Linked DNA regions of Homo sapiens: all the other regions are linked to region 1. A link is a contact called in ENCODE Hi-C or POLR2A ChIA-PET data. All regions are on one chromosome and are shown on one strand. The core of a region is the stretch at or near the end of the contact, and the rest is flanking DNA. Distances in the headings are between cores, read along the strand shown.

Region 1 (2,761 bases), core at 122-2,621:
TCAAGGTGATTACTTTTTATTAGCATGGATAACTATATGTTGCACAATTACACATAATAGGTGTTTATTTTTATTTTAATGTTTATACATGGTAATATAAACTGTGTATAAATTTCCTCCCTGAAGAGACTGAGAATTATCAATGCAGACACACACACAGCATGTAATACGCGCGTTCGTGACTCAGTGGTTGGTCTGCGTGTTCAGAGCTGCATCTTGTGGTGGCGCTGAAGCAACGCTAGGCATTTACCAAACTCACAAAAACGCACACCCAACGCTATCTACCAAATGGACATTTTGTCAAAGGATCCTGGTTTATCGAGAGGGAAAAAACCGTACCCAGAATTTAAAAATTCTAAAATTCTTAATGGTAACTGCTGAAACCAACCTCGTGCGGCAAAGATGGCGTCAGGCGAGCTTTTCTGTCGCCGCCACACGAGGGAGCCGCCATCAGCAAGTCCCCCGCAGCTGACAGGCGCGAGGGGACCAGAGGCACTTCCGGCCCAGCCCCCTCAGCTACAGGGCCATGCCTTCAGGACGCCCCACACCCCACGCTGAGGCCCCCACGAACCCCGCCCACCCCACCAAGTACAGGGACCAGGAGGGAACCACTTCCTAAGGAAGCTCCGGCCCTCGAAGTTTAAGAAGGCAAGTCCCTCAGCAGGCCCGCCGCCATCTTGCGGAGCCACGGGGAGAGCGCGCCAGAAATGAGGCTGGCGGGGCGGAGGCGCGTGGGAGTGGGGGAGGGGCGGAGGCGCGTGAGTGGGGGAGCGCGTGGGAGTGGGGGCGGGGTGGGGCAGTCGGGGGTGGGGAACCCGCACCCCAAACCTCTGCCAGTAGAGAACCCGAACCGGGAAATGGGTGCCTCAAGAAGGCCGTGGCCCTTGCACGTGGCCGGCGAGGCAGCGCGTCCTCGGGGCCCACCCCCACCTTGCCGCCCTTGGCGTCCCGCGCCTGCCTCTCTGTGTAGGCCGCGCCACTGCCAGGCCGCCTCTCCCAACTCTGTGGGCCATGGCTGTGGTGCGTCCAGGCAGGTGCCCCCCAAACAGGAAAGCCGAGGATGACTTCACTTTCCGACCCTGCAGAGCCGAGTTTCACCCACGAGTGAAGACTCCGCCAGCCTTGCCCCTCGGGCCTCTCCCTCAACTCACCATGATGGCGGCAGGCAGCAGTTCCCGACCGGCTCCAGGAGGAGCAGAGGCTGTGCTTGGCGCACCACTTCTGGGGCTGCTGTGAGGTCCGCTGGAACCCGCTGCGCGGCTTCGAGTGGTCAAAGGAGCCAAAGATGAAGAGAAAAGGAAAACCAAGAGCGGGTGACAAGGCTGAGGAGCCCCGAAAGGCGGACCGTCAGGCTGAGGAGCGCAGGCGGACTGAGGCGTGGTCCGCGGGGCTCAGGGAGGTGGCTCCTGCGCCGGGTATCGGGGCGCGTGGTATCGGCCTCAGCCAATGGGTGGCAGCGCCCCGCCCCCTGCGTGGGGGGGCTGCGGGGGACGACGGCGCCCACGCGGCGGGGGCGTAGGGTACGCAGCGCGTGTGCGCAGGTCCGGTGCCTCAGTCCCAGGAAGGCGCCGCGCTCACATAGACCCACAGACACACACATCACCCCCAAAACACCCCTAAAATAAGTATGCATACTGAAATGTATGGTATAGTTTACAAAAATGATAATCTAATGTGTCTAGGCTGCAGTTTCCAAATGGCTTCTCTAAGGCACAGGGTTAGCGCCATCACTTTTAGCTTCACACTCACCCCAAAATCTTTTTTAAATGCCTACAGAAATAAATCGAAGCAAGTCTGTGGAAAACAGAAGGAGACATCAACAGGCCAGAAACTTGCACTCCTTTCTGTCAAGTTTGAGATAGAAGGGGTTGGATGGGAGGAAATGCCAGTTTGACATTCAGGATGTTTGTTCTTTCAAGAAATAGTTACTGAGTGCCTGTGATTACCAGGTACAGCAGATGCAGGAGTGAACAGAATAACAGAACATGTGTTTGCTCAGGGATCTTACATTTTAATGGGAGAATTCACCTTCCAGGCCTTACAGGAAGGCGCTAGGCCTGCCTAGAGAATTCTAGAACATTCTTAAGGTCAGAATACGGGCGTAGAGCAGGAGCAAGCTGTGGGCCAGTTGGTGGAGCCCATCACGTAACTTCGGGAACCACTGCAGCACCTTAGCTATACACACAGGGCTAAGTAGCTATGACCTTTATCCACAAACTTCACTTCTGTACTGACGGAAAGCATTAAAATGTTACTTTTTGAGCTGGCAAAACGGTGGACTTCTATAACGTGAGCAGTATCTCATTACTAACACCTAGTAATGCGGGATTAAAATAAAACGTTTTATTTTCAATATGCAGCTAAACCCATAAGAAAAGAAGGGAAATTCCAAGTACCAAAAATAAACTGAAAACCAGAGCAATGACTTATTCAACTGATTCTTCTCCTGCCCGGGATATGGGGGCTGGGCTGTAGGGCAGCCAGTCATACTAGTTTGCCCAGGACTTACATGATTTTAGCACTGAGAAATTCCTACGTCCCTAAGGAAACCAGAAGGATTGGTCATCCTAGGTGTGGGCAAAGTGTTGTTACTCTCTGTAACTTGAGATCTGGATGTTTAGTGGTAGGAGGTAAGGGCTCAGGGTGGGAGCTGGAACTGAGTACTCTGCAAAACGCCATTGTCCCTAAAATCCTTAGGAAAAGGATGGAGTAGGGAAAATGTGAAACACCCATGGCGAGCAGATGAGGAGGCTTGTCCCAT
Region 2 (2,761 bases), core at 176-2,675, 240 kb after region 1:
TTATTATACATAGATAAATAACTTCCTAGTACCAAATTTTCTGCCAGTTATTAATACTGAGTGTTATTAACACTGGGAAGTTATTTGTCAATATATAACAAAAAGCCTTTAAAATGTTTATATCTTTCAACCGAGTCATCTATTTTAAAGAAATAATAATTTTGTAAAGGAAACAAAAAGTTATACTCAAAGATATCCTTGCAGTGCTACAATTTTTAATGGGGAGAATTGGAAACAAGCTCAGAACAATAAAAGGGTGGGTGGTTAAATATGCTACTTAGAATGAAATATGCTGGCATTAAAATGAGATTTTAGTAATAATCTATGGTCATAGCTACCATTTATGAAGAGTTTACTATATGCCAGGCCCCAAGCTAAGCACTTTGAAAATATATTATTTTATTTAAATCTTATTACAACAGATTAGTAACCTCCCAACTTCCAACAATTTTATCACCTCATTTAAACTCATTTGACAAATTAGAAAATGGGGGAAAAAAGTGTTAACATGAGCAAATTCTCTTGATATTCCTTTAAGCAAAAAAAAAAAAAAAAAGGAAGTATACAAAGTTGTATGCACAGTAGTCCCCTCTTATCTGCTTATCTGCATGGGATGCCTTCCAAGACCCCCCACCAGATGCCTGAAACCTCAAATAGTACTGAATCCTATATATTCTCTGTTTTTTCAAACTGATAACCAAAACAACTACTATGTGGTATACATCGTGGGTATTCTGGACAAAAGGATATTTCACATTTCAGGAGGACCTAGTGGGACAGCGTGGGAGTTCATCAAGCACCTTAGAATATTGCACGATTTTAAACTTATGAATTGTTTATTTCTGGAATTTTTCATTTACTATTTTCAGACTGCAGTTGACTGCAAATAACTAAAACGTTGGAAAGTGAAAGTGCAGGTGAGAAGGGACTGCCGTAGTTTCAGCTCAACTATAGAAGTACAATAAACCCACTCATAATCTTGTAAGTAGGAATAAAACTCCAAACTGCATAAAGTGCAGGTTTGTATTATTACCAAGTTCCTGAAGTATCAGTGGGGGCTGGAAGGTGGAGGACAGCTCCATCGCTAGTCATTCACATGCATTATTCTGGATACATGAAGTTTAGTGAGAAATTTACCGAGATGTTGAGTGATTTTTCTCTGTATTGTAGCATTATGGGTAATTTATGCTTTTCTGGCTTTTCCACATTTTCTACAATTAGCATGTAGACGTATTGCATTAAAAATGCTTTGAAAAGTTTAGAAAACTTAAAGCAATTTGTTTTACTAATTTTTTAAAATAAGAGGGCAATGACATCTCTATTCTTTACAGTCCTTTTAGATCTGACAGCTCAGTAATTTAGACAGGAGAGAGAAAAGACAAAGCCCAGTGGTCAGAGGGAAATGGGAGGTGTGTCCCCTCCCAGCTACAGTGAGGGGGCCACGTGACGCCTGTGGCAGCATCTGTGGTCACATATGTTACAAGTGAAAAAAATATCACAATGAGGTTGGTAAAGCCTTGGGCATTACCCAACCTCATGTAGCTACCAAAATGTTTATTAAAAAACTATTTACAAAAGAAAGAAAGACACTATTAAGGGGTAAAACCAGTTTTCTGTATTATCTAAGAATAGAGATGCTCCCCCAAGTTAGCATGAGAGGCTAATTAGGGAACAGCGCTCTTTGACAAGAAACAAGAAGCAGGCTGGTCTCCTTCTGCTGTTTGCAGGATCTTTGAAAACTGAACTGAAGTTAACTTTGAGGCCGGCCCAGCATTTGTTAAATCTGAGCTTCTGAAGCTGCCGCAGCTGCAAGGTGTGCTCCCAGCTCCTGCAGCAACCCAAGTAACCGGGGGAAGTGCCGGAGGTGGTGAGCAGAAGTAGGGAGAGGGGCGATCCCCCTGCAGGATGGGATGCCAGGCCCAGGGTTGGGCCTTACAGGAAGTGCCCAGCTTTTGTTGAGGTGGCTGTGCCAAGCAGCAGAGGGCCCGCCCTTGTTTGTTGGGGTTTTCCTACTGGGTTCCGTGATGAGGTGGCTTAAAAGCAGAAGACTCAGAGAACCCTAAACGCTGGCTCAGGCCTGAAGGCTGAAGTTAGGTGCATTTAGAGAAATCGTTCATGTATGCAGGGGGCAGCTGGAGCAGCTGAGAGAGAGAAATGTCAAGTATTAGGTTCCAGATGGGCTCCTAGCAACATAATGCTAATTTTCCAGAGTGCTTTCACCTTTCTTCAGAGCCACTCATTCGTTCCTTCAACTGATGTTTACTCAGTATTGTTATAGGCACTGGAGAAGCCAAGATAAATAAGACACCTTTGCTGCCCATCCAGGTAGGAGACAGAGAACCAACAAACACATTTCAGTGTGGTGAGTGCTGTGGTGGGCCCAAGACCAGGGCACTGTGGGCACTCCCTGGAGAAGAACCTCACCGAAGCCAGGGGTTCAAGGAAGTGATAATATCTGAGCTATGTCTTACTTTGGTGCGTCTCCGATTGTAACGGATGCAAAAAGCACTTGGGGATCGTGTTAAAATGCAGGTTCTGATTCAGCAGGGTTGGGTGGAGCCTGAGATTTTGCGTTTTTAACAAGCTCCCAAGTAATGCCAATGCTGCTGGTCCAAGGTCCACATTTCAAGTAGCAAAGTCCTAAATGATGTCTAAGAAGGAGTCAGCCAGGTGGAGAAGTGGGAAAGGATATTCCTAAGAGAAGGCACATTCCACGCACTCCACTTAGGGAGCAGGAAGGGTTGCCCCTTGAGGGAAGTTG
Region 3 (2,761 bases), core at 162-2,661, 140 kb after region 1:
TTATTCCTCCTTTGTTTTGTGGTGTTCTAGAAATGCAGATAATTTACTCCTTGACCACATCTTTCTTTAGAAAACATGTTCAGCTCACAGCTTCAAAAAAGAGAACCCCTAGAGACATCATAAATATTGATTTTGGACATGGTAGACACTTGGCCAAAGCTGGGCCCATCAGATCTTTACTCTGGGAATTTAGCACTGGGATACTGATACTATGTGATCTAGATGTGTGGGAAACAAGTTTAAAGGTAACATAAAGTCTGGGTTCCATAATTTTTTTTGACTTTATGAACCATCTGGTTTACAACATCTGGTTATCATAATAACTGAGATTATTATGATAATTTCTGTATTAAAAGGACAGAAGAACCAGCTATAAAGCAGAAAAAAAGGATGCAGACACATTTAAAATAGAAACTACAAAAAATGGAGAGATTTGCAGTTTGTTAAATTTCTAATTCTCGTGAATTCCATAAGAATCTCTGCTTCCTTTACTTTCCCTGGTTTTCTGGAATTAGTTTGGGTGAATGTCTTTTCCTTTGCAAACAAACTTTCCCTGACTTAGACAGACCTTATACTGGTTAGGAATCTTGATTGCAAGAGACAGAAAACCCAACTTAACTGGATTAAGCCAAAGGACTCATACTGGCTTAAATACCCGAAAGTCCAGGGTATAGCTTGATGTAGGGACTAAAAAATGTCATGTAGACATGGTTCTCTGCATCCCCCAGTTCTACCTTCTGTGGTGTTCACTTAATTCTCAACCTTAGAAACTCTCATCTTCAATCATTCTGGCTACGAACAGTCTAAAAAGAAAGAACACTTTCCTACAACTCCTGAGCAAGTCTTGGATTCACTCTGATTGTGACCACATTGCGTGAGTCATGGCCCATCCTTGAACTAACCCCAAGGGGTCTTTTGCCAAGTCTGAGTCATATGTTCACTCCTGGGTAGGGAAAAACCTCATTGGAACCACATTGACTGAAAATGAGGAGGGAGGTTTTCTTAAATTCTGGATTCTGTTACAAAATAGAAATGATGCTGAGTAGACAAAGAAACAATAGATGCCAACACAGGCATTTAGATACATTCTAATTTTTTATTATTGCCTGTAACACTTATGTGCAGCCTTGTCCATAAATATTTGTTCACATCTCTCATTATGTCTTTAGGATATTGTTTAGCTCTGTTGTTGCATTGCAAATCACCCCCAAACTTAGTGGCTTAAAACAAAGACAATGATTCATTTCTCACTATTCTGTGGGCTGGCTGGGCTCAGCTGGGAAGTTCTGCTCCTTGTGGTATAGTTGAGGTTGCTCATGGAGCTGCATTCAGCTGATGAGTGGCTGGGGCTGTCCCATCCAAGACAGTCTCTTCTCCTCCTGGGCCTCTCTCCGTGTGGCTTTTCATCATTCCGCAGTGTAGCCTGAGCTTATTTATAGCGTGGTGACCAGCTTCCAGGATGTAGAGAGTGGAAATTCCCAGACAGTCCTCTTAAGGCCTAGGCCTGGAAGTCCCAGTGCCTTACTTCTGCTTCACCTTGTCAGTCAAAGCAAGTCACGGGGCCTTCCCAGATTCAGAGGGAGAAGGATATAAATATACTCCCAGAAATAGAAATGCCAGATGAAAGAGTATGCATATTTTAAGGTTCATGGTACATGTTGTGAGATTTGTTCCCCAGACAGCTTCTACCAATGTCCAACACCCCCCCCACCAGCAGTGTATAAGATCATGTGTTTCACCACACAAATGCAAACACTTAGTAATTTCACAGGTTTAAAAATAACAATGTGATTGTTGTCTTATTAATATTTGAGGGGTTAAACTTTTTCATATGCTTCTTAGCCATTAAAATAATTTTAATTATTTAATAACATATGTCTATGTTATTAGATTATGATATAGCATACCAATGTGTGCCATCATCTAGTTTAATAAAAAGCATCTTACTGTGAAATGTTCTGTGGGTTCCTCCCTAATTCTATTCCATTCTCTCCCTCTCAAAGGTAACCATTATTATAAATTTTTGTTTGTACTCCCATGCCCTTATTTTATCTTTTATAACAGCTTTTTTTGCAATATCATTCACATATCATACAATGGACCCATTTAAAGTATATAATTAATGTTTTTTGTACATTAACAGAGTTGTACAACCATCACTACAATACATTTTAAAACATTTTCATTATCCCCTAAAGAAACCCTGTACTTCTTAGCAGTTATATTCATTCTCCCCTTTCCCCTAACTCCCACCCTAGGCAATCACTAATCAATTTTATTTCTATTTAGATTTCCTATTTGGGGTATTTCATAGAAATAAAATTATAGAATATGTGGTCTTTTGTGTCTGGCTCCTTCACTTAACATGTTTTCAAGGGTCATCTATGTTGCAGACTGTATCAATATGCCATTCCTTTTTATTACTGAGTAATATTCCATTGTGTGAATACATCACATTTTATTTGTTCATTTGTCTGTTGATGGACATTTAGGTTGTTTACATTTTTGACTATTATGAATAATGCTGTTATGAACATTCAAGTACAAGTTTGTGTAGTCTTACATTTTCAGTTCTTTTGGAGTATTTCAATACCTTGGAGTGGAATTGCTGGGTTATATGGTAACTCTGTATTTAAACTTTTGAGTAACTGTCTTTCAGAGTGTTTCACACTTTGCCAGACTGTTTTCCAAAGTGATGACAGCATTTTACATTTCCAGTAGAAGTATGAGGGTTCCAGTTTCTCCACATCCTTATCAACCC

Evidence for each region. A loop is a pair of places that touch in the nucleus more often than their neighbours do. ChIA-PET counts read pairs that join two places held with the same protein, here RNA polymerase II (POLR2A). Pooled maps may share reads with other maps.
Region 2: a loop to region 1 is called in a map of GM12878, with 2.9 times the contacts of the local background. The contact joins the enhancer-like site here to the promoter of DAZL in region 1. A Hi-C loop is called at or near these places in 4 of 168 maps with a recorded cell type or tissue (CD4-positive, alpha-beta memory T cell, Caco-2, GM12878 and 1 more), 2 of 37 single-sample maps with no recorded cell type and 12 of 50 pooled maps. POLR2A ChIA-PET finds 5 or more read pairs at or near these places in 1 of 52 experiments (OCI-LY7).
Region 3: a pooled map of gastrocnemius medialis shows a loop between it and region 1 (2.4-fold over the local background). The contact joins the enhancer-like site here to the promoter of DAZL in region 1. A Hi-C loop is called at or near these places in 1 of 168 maps with a recorded cell type or tissue (Right ventricle myocardium inferior) and 6 of 50 pooled maps. POLR2A ChIA-PET finds 5 or more read pairs at or near these places in 1 of 52 experiments (activated CD4-positive, alpha-beta memory T cell).

What each region holds. Positions count from the first base shown.
Region 1 is chr3:16,604,052-16,606,812 of GRCh38, forward strand. DAZL (deleted in azoospermia like) reads right to left here and starts at 1,372. Exons shown (of 11, transcript NM_001351.4): 1 at 1,152-1,372. The coding sequence starts at 1,154.
Region 2 is chr3:16,840,591-16,843,351 of GRCh38, forward strand. No RefSeq gene overlaps it. Among named protein-coding and RNA genes, the nearest start is that of PLCL2, 43 kb to the right of the region's middle. RefSeq lists an enhancer at 1,726-1,975. Within about 2 kb of position 1,426, at least 22 of the 41 ENCODE cell types and tissues checked have a DNase peak (open chromatin) inside an H3K27ac peak, as active enhancers do; they include GM12878, OCI-LY7 and psoas muscle, where a contact is called at or near this core.
Region 3 is chr3:16,740,685-16,743,445 of GRCh38, forward strand. All of the region lies in intron 1 of PLCL2UT (PLCL2 upstream transcript), which reads left to right. Among named protein-coding and RNA genes, the nearest start is that of PLCL2UT, 18 kb to the left of the region's middle. Within about 2 kb of position 1,412, at least 4 of the 41 ENCODE cell types and tissues checked have a DNase peak (open chromatin) inside an H3K27ac peak, as active enhancers do.